Linked DNA regions of Mus musculus: region 2 is linked to region 1. Evidence: chromatin contacts called from ENCODE Hi-C or POLR2A ChIA-PET data. All regions are on one chromosome and are shown on one strand. The core of a region is the stretch at or near the end of the contact, and the rest is flanking DNA. Distances in the headings are between cores, read along the strand shown.

Evidence for each region. A loop is a pair of places that touch in the nucleus more often than their neighbours do. ChIA-PET counts read pairs that join two places held with the same protein, here RNA polymerase II (POLR2A).
Region 2: a map of left cerebral cortex shows a loop between it and region 1 (3-fold over the local background). The contact joins the promoter of Lrrc75b here to the promoter of Gucd1 in region 1. A Hi-C loop is called at or near these places in 2 of 37 maps with a recorded cell type or tissue (both left cerebral cortex). POLR2A ChIA-PET finds 5 or more read pairs at or near these places in 2 of 5 experiments (Patski and embryonic stem cell).

Annotation. Positions count from the first base shown.
Region 1 is chr10:75,515,781-75,519,088 of GRCm38, forward strand. Gucd1 (guanylyl cyclase domain containing 1) reads right to left here and starts at 1,601. Exons shown (of 6, transcript NM_175133.2): 1 at 1,374-1,601. The coding sequence starts at 1,416. Snrpd3 (small nuclear ribonucleoprotein D3) reads left to right here and starts at 2,262. Exons shown (of 4, transcript NM_026095.4): 1 at 2,262-2,345.
Region 2 is chr10:75,558,757-75,562,064 of GRCm38, forward strand. It overlaps Lrrc75b (leucine rich repeat containing 75B), which reads right to left and starts at 1,574. Exons shown (of 4, transcript NM_198860.2): 1 at 1,200-1,574. The coding sequence starts at 1,364. It also overlaps a transcript of Ggt1 not described here.

The DNA of each region.
Region 1 (3,308 bases), core at 351-2,850:
CCTGAGCTCTGCTTCTAATTAGTTGAACTATGCCCTCTAAACTGTGGTATAGGACAGTTGCTCCTCAGGGTCCTAAGAGACTCCGGTGTCTCTCCTCTTTCACTGAACCTTAGAAGCCCTACATCCTGAGGCCTCACAAGGCAAACATCCCTGCTTAACTATCCTGATCTTGCTTAGCACAGGGAAGATGCTTTCTGGGGCGAGGTGATAAGGGTAGAAGCAGCCTTGGTGTTTGTCCTGATAACAGCTTTGGCATTCAGAGCCCAAAACTGCTTTGGATATTGATGCCTTAAGCCAAGACAGTCCTCTACCTGAAACCTAGGGTCTGCTTTGGAGAAAGCCCTGACCTAGCTTCAGCTGTCTGGTTGCCACAAGAGAAAGCAGACAGACAGCTCTTCCTGGTTCTTTAACCCTCTCAGCCTGTCTGCTCACCTCAAAAGGTACTGAAAGCAGCGGTCACCTACTTCACTGGGATTTATGAAGATTAATTCTATGCTATCTATAAACACCTTAACACTGCATCTACCTCTTAGTCACCCTACACAAGTGAGCCATTATCTGCTGAGGCTAAGATAGGGGCAATGATCTAGTCAAAGTTCACAGCGGTGGCTAACTGGAGAAGTAAATATGTAATCCCAGTACAGGTCCAAGCTCAGCTCCTCCAGGTTACAACCAGAAGGAACCACTCCCTGAACGTGATGCCAACTGACACTAAAGGGTTTGGGTCCCATAACCTTTGACCCCTCCCCTGAGATGGCACCTCAACTGTTTACAGTTTATTAATATCAACTCTTGTGTGTTAAGCTCCACCATAACTTCCCGCTGTCCCCACTTCGTGAGTAAGCAAAGGGGCTCGGGTTTCCTCAGGGCAGAGGGAACCAGTAAGCGAGTAACCAAAACAGTACCAAGACAAAAAGCGCTGAGAAAAAGATGTTCCCTTTGCTGGGTGCTCCCAGGCCATTCTTTTCCCCCTCTTTCCCGCCCCTTTGCTGAGAGCTCTCAAGCCATTCTTTCCCCCTCTTTCTCGGCCTCAGGCTTTCCACAGTTCCCCGGGGAATAGGATCACCCAACGTGCTTCAAGCAGGGCTATTCGATTCTGGACAAGGTTGTGCCTTTTTGCCCCTTGGACTTTTCCACTTGACGGCTCTCAGCACTCCCTGGGCTTCAAGCCCCAGGAGACTCAGGAACGACCCTAAGTGGAGGACAGGAGATGAGAAGGAATATCCACCTAGCTAGGACCCACTAGAAGCTCCAGGCTGGGCTGAGGCCGCAGACGACCCAAGGTCGCGCGCGGCCAGACCCTGCCCGGCTCTAGGGCGGAGTCCCCCTCCGTTCCCCCGGTTGAAGGCAAGGCCCTGAAGAGAGGCACTGACCGGGCTCGAGCGGCTGCCCCGCTGCCTCTGCCTCCGTCCTCATGACCCGGATGGCGCAGGGCGCCCATGGCCCCGGCCTGGAGCTGATTGCAGCGGCGACTTCTGCTGGGCAGCGAGCGCGGCCAGTGAGCGCAGAGTTCCTCCTCCTCCGCCTCCGCCGCCGCCGCCGCCACCGCGGTTCAGAGCCGGGTAGGCGGTGGCTAGGCCGCCTCAAGCCACGCCTAATCCCTTCCAGGTCTGGGCGCTGGAAACCCGCCCCTTCCATAAGCCACGCCTCTTCCCTTCCACCCCCACTTCTCCTTCCAGAACCCGCTACCCGTAGGTCCTTCCCTGAAACGCTCCGGGGGCCCCTCCCCCTCCCCGAGCCCCGCCCCTCCCCGAGCCCCGCCCCCAAAGCCCTTCCCCTAGCGACGTGGGCTCCCCACGCTCTCCCTCCGCTAGGTCTGTTCTTCTGCAGCCTCAGATGGAAGCTCTGGTTCTCCGCAGTGCCTTATCGAGACTCCAGGGAACACTTTCCCGACTCCTTTTAGGTCTTCTTACCCAGACAAGGAATAATGAGAGTTCCCAGGGCTCAGTGCGTCCCTTACCTGCCGGTGGCCGGATCCAAAGCTTAAATCTCTAGTCCAAGCCTCACTTCCTGTCTCCCCAGAGCACTGGGCTCAAGCCCAGATCCCGCCCAATCCGCCACTACAGTACTCAGGGTTACCATGTTCCCTTGTTGGGCTCCAGGATTGGTGTTTCCGGCGGTCCCCCGGGCCCTCTCCGGTGCCGGAACTATTGTGCTAGAGCCCTGGTTTCCCCAGCCGGCTAAGTGAGAGTGAAGGGCAAGTAGGCTTAAAGGAAAGGGAGGGGCCTGCGCAAGGCATTCTGGGAGCGCGTGGTATTCGTGAGAGTCGGGCCGGTCGTTCTCTCGCCTTCGCCTTCTAACGTTTGTGCCAGAACCGGAAAAAAAATAAAGCCTGCAGTTAATTGGTGAGGAGAGGCGGCTAACGGGAGAGAGGAGGCCAGGGCTTCCCCAGGGGGTTTAGGAGCTGGAAGGGCCGCTGCGGAGGAGCTCAGCGGGGCTTGCTTAGCGGAGGGCGGGAAGCCAGGGCCTATCCAAAGCTCATCTCCCGAACCCTTGAACAGTTATTAATTTACGCCTAGTCTGCACGTTCGGTGCCTTCTCAGGTCACCGATTTCCGAAGCTTACGGGCAGTCATTTCTTGCTAATTACCTCCTTTCCTTTTGGATCATCATTTACAACGTCCCTTTCATCCCTGCCTCCACTCCCATTCCTGCAGTGGCCCTCTTTTCCACGCTGCTGCAGAAGTTTAATCAAGTTGCCGTGCTATATGTTCGATCCACTTTGTAGATGCTACTCTTTTTTTTTTGAACCTTTGGCTATCATCCTGCAGTGTTTCCCTACCATTTTCAGCATGGAAACCCACACTCCTAAAGTTGAAAGCCGTGGTTCCTCACCGAGAGAGAGAGACTGTGTTTAGCATCCTTACAGTCTTCTCATGCAAATAAATGGTGTGCTCCGGTTTTGAGTCGTTTCCAATCTCAGCATTTTAAAAGCCCTGTGCATAGTCTTTGTCTTGTAGTGAGACTTAAAGTCGAGCGTTTACCCTATTTCTCTGCTTGATGAACATTTCCTATTTATAGCACCGTAGCCTTGACAGTTTTGGTCTGCTTTTTGGTGGGGATTCAAAACGCTGGATTGAAAAGCGCAAGCTCTTTTTCCTAGCTTCCTTGGGGCTCAGGTCTATATGTACTATTAGGTTCTGTAGCCTTTATCCAAATGTGGTGGCTGACTACTTGGGATATTTCTGGTGTGACTGAAAGACTGAGTTTGCTTTTATTTGCATTTTATTTAACTCCATGTAAACAGTGATTTGTTTACACTCCGGGTCTATATCATAGCCCTTTTAGTGACTATAAAGGGTCATATGG
Region 2 (3,308 bases), core at 324-2,823, 43 kb after region 1:
TGCCAGCCAAGGAGGGGGTTGGGGATCCCAAAGGAAGGAGGCTTGTGTCTGGGCAGCCCCAGACAGCAGCGGACATTCCACCACCGGCCTGGTCAATGCCTCTTAAAGTGACAGCCCCATTTTTCCAGACTGCTGTGTTTACAGAGAGGACACCCAGTGCAGGATTGGAATCAAACATATCTTTCTCTCTCTCTCTCTCTCTCTCTCTCTCTCTCTCTCTCTCTCTCTCTCTCTCTCTCTCTCTCTCTCTCTCTTGCATTATAGGTTGGTCCTGAACTTGCTTTATAGCTGAGGATGACCTTGAACTCCTAATCTCTTGCCTCCCCCTCCCAAGTGATGGGGAATACAAACATACACCACCATGCCTGGTTTATCCTGTTTTCTGGGGACAGAGCTGAGTCCTCTCAAATTCCATAATATCGAACTGCATCCCTAGCCCCGCCTTCTCTCAGCTTTCTGTCTGGGTCCTGGCTCATCATTTCTCCCAGCTTCTCTAACTCTAAGCGGCTACTACCTTCACGGTGGGAGGGAGCATCAGCTACAGCCGAGGGTGAAGAGGCTGAGTAGGAAGTGATTTGCCTAGGGGTCATGCTGGGACAGGCATCCCTGTCTCCCTAGGGCAACTCAGGGCTCAGGAAATCTGGCTAAGGTACCGAATGTGTCTCCCAAAGGGCCAGATGTGGCGATGCAATGTACAAATGTGGTTGTGTATCCTCGGTGGGCTCAAGCTGCCTGTCAGAAAGGTGCGTGCGCTGTGGCTTTGTCTGGGCTGTTATGGTATCTGTCTCCTGACCATCGGGGCTACGCCTCCCAGGACCTCTTCTCCCAGATCTGCTGCTTCCTTTCTTCCTGCAGGATGGGGAGCTGCATTCTTCCCATTGTCCTTTAGTGAGAGATGCCCACTCCGGCTCTCGAAAAGGTCCAAATCTGGGCTCTTAGCTCCAGACTGGAGGTCCCTCAACACACACACTCAACACGTCAGACTTCAAATCCCAGTGTCCCAACGTGCCAGCCCCATCTTTAGCAAGCAATCCACCAGCCCCACCTGGCCCCCCACTTTAATCTGCAACCTCCCTCCAGGCAAGAAGCACAACGCCTGCAAACCCCGCGTGCCGCTAGAAACGCACCCACCCCTGAGCCCGCAACCCCGGCCCCTCCCTGACACCCTCAATCCCGGGCCGCCCCGCTCTTTCTCTCGCCTGGCGCAGGAGGCGCAGCAGCTGCCGAGCGCGCTCCGGCCGCCGCTCCCGAAGCGTGGACTGGATCTCTCGCAGCCAGCGCACCCGGCGCTCGTAGGGCGCGGGCCCCGCACTCGGCGCCGCAGGGGCATCTGCTCTCGCCCGCCGCCCCAGCCGCGCCCCCATGGCCGCCGCGGGCGGGCGCCGGGAGGATGGAAGGGAGGCGGGTTAGCCGCGCCGCGCCCCGCCCGGGATGCGCGGGATGGGCAATGCCGGGTCTACGGCTGCGCGCCCAAGCACTGGCCGCCAGCGTGGAGCCCAGGGTCACTCCTCTTTGGCAGAGGTTTCGTTGTCGAGGGCCCCGCCCGCGTACGACCTGGTGTTGGAGCTCTTCCCGGGAGCAGCCAGGGCGGACGCTGCGGAGGACAAGGTGGCATTTGGCACCTCTCAATCATGTGGCCCCAGTCGGGGCTGACTTGGGGGGGAAAATCGTCGTCTGTCTGTACAAAAAGTGCTTCAGGCGGGTGAGGGTGCTTTAGGCAAAGCCTGCACCCTGTTTCAGGAATCGCCCCTGCAAGCAAGTGGATCCATCTGCCTTGTCCACTCAGTGTGGGTGTTAGCAGCCTCGGCAAATACCGGATGATACTTACTGCTCAGAGGAGGACAGAAGCAGGCCTAGGCAGGCTGAGCATAGTTGGCTTCCTCTGATCCCCCCATGCCTGAGAGATGAACAGGCTAAGCCCAGCTCTGGGCAGCCTGGCGCCAGGCCCTGCATATATGTTCCTGGTTCTAAAGGGTCCCTGACTCCTCTGAAGAGCATCTAGCTCCTGTGGGGGTTTCCTCAGCAGTTCCTGTTGGAAGCCTGATGCTCGATGCAGCCACACACGATCCCGGTTTCTCATATTACAGAGGAGGGGGCTTTTGTGGCTTTGCACTCTAGACTCTGCCCCCCTCACCCCTCCTCCTAATTAAAAAACATGTGTCCGGCCTGAGTCTGGGATGCACGGCGGGGCAAGTGTGCAAGCCTAGCTGAAGGATGTGAGAGTAGACCCATCCTAGGGCATTTAGTGAGAGATACCTGCCAGAATCCTTCCTTTGGGTCAAGCAATGCTTGACCAGAAACTGAAGGTAGAGGTGAGAGACTGGATGTCAGGCTTTGTGATGCCCTAGGACTGAGACCCTCAGACATGGCAGAAGTCAGCATCCTTCCTGATTCTTGGACCTTCTTCCCCCGCTACCCTCCACGCAGCCTCCCATCCCCTCCTCTGCAGCATCATTGTCCTAGGGCCGGCCACCTTGGCACGACAGGTTTCCTCCCTGGCAAACCTGCATGACGACCCAGTCTGCCCTCTGCCAGGGCCAAGGCTGTGGCTGAATTGACAGTGTGCGAATGCCAGAGCTTTGAGCTTCCAGTCCAAGTATCCCAGGGCCTTCTCAGACCCCCTTGTCCAGAGCTGAGAGCCAGGTAAACCCTCTTCTTCCCTGCATCCTCGGGGCTGGAGACAGACATGGATTCCTCCCAGATCCTGACCGTGTTGTTTCCGGAGGCTAAGCCAGGGCTAGGCATCATACCTTGGAGTGCGAGAAGAGGAAGGTGGGAGCCAAGGGGGAGGAGAAAGCAGGGAGGGAGGGAAGGCTGGACACTAAGCTAGAAAGAAAGGAGCTGGCCTGGACTGGAAGTGTCACAATGCCTAGAACTTAGTCCTGTGGCAGGTAGAGGACTGCCCCCACACCCAGCTCCTCCTCTGTGACTCTCCCTGGCGGAGAAATTCCTAGAGGACCTTTTTCTTTTTTTCCAGGAAAAAAGGAAGTGTGAATTCTGGACCCAGATCCCTGGGCGAGCTTTCGTTCGCCTGCTATCCTGGTGCCTAGGTGAGTTGGCTCTTGGGCACTGTTTCTGTGACTTGGACAAGAGCCCCCATAGACTGAGCTGTCTCCTCTGGAGTGAGGATATCATTCTACCTCACGGGTTTCCCAAGTCTACTGAGCTGAAGGCTGCTGGCCCTTCTCCCAGGAGCTGTCCTGGGCAGCAGGGTTCGTTGGCAATCCCACAGTGAGGCAGAGATCTGATGCTGTCTTCTCAATCTCTGGGGATGATGTTGGGCATAGAGGGTTGACCTGGGTTCCTCA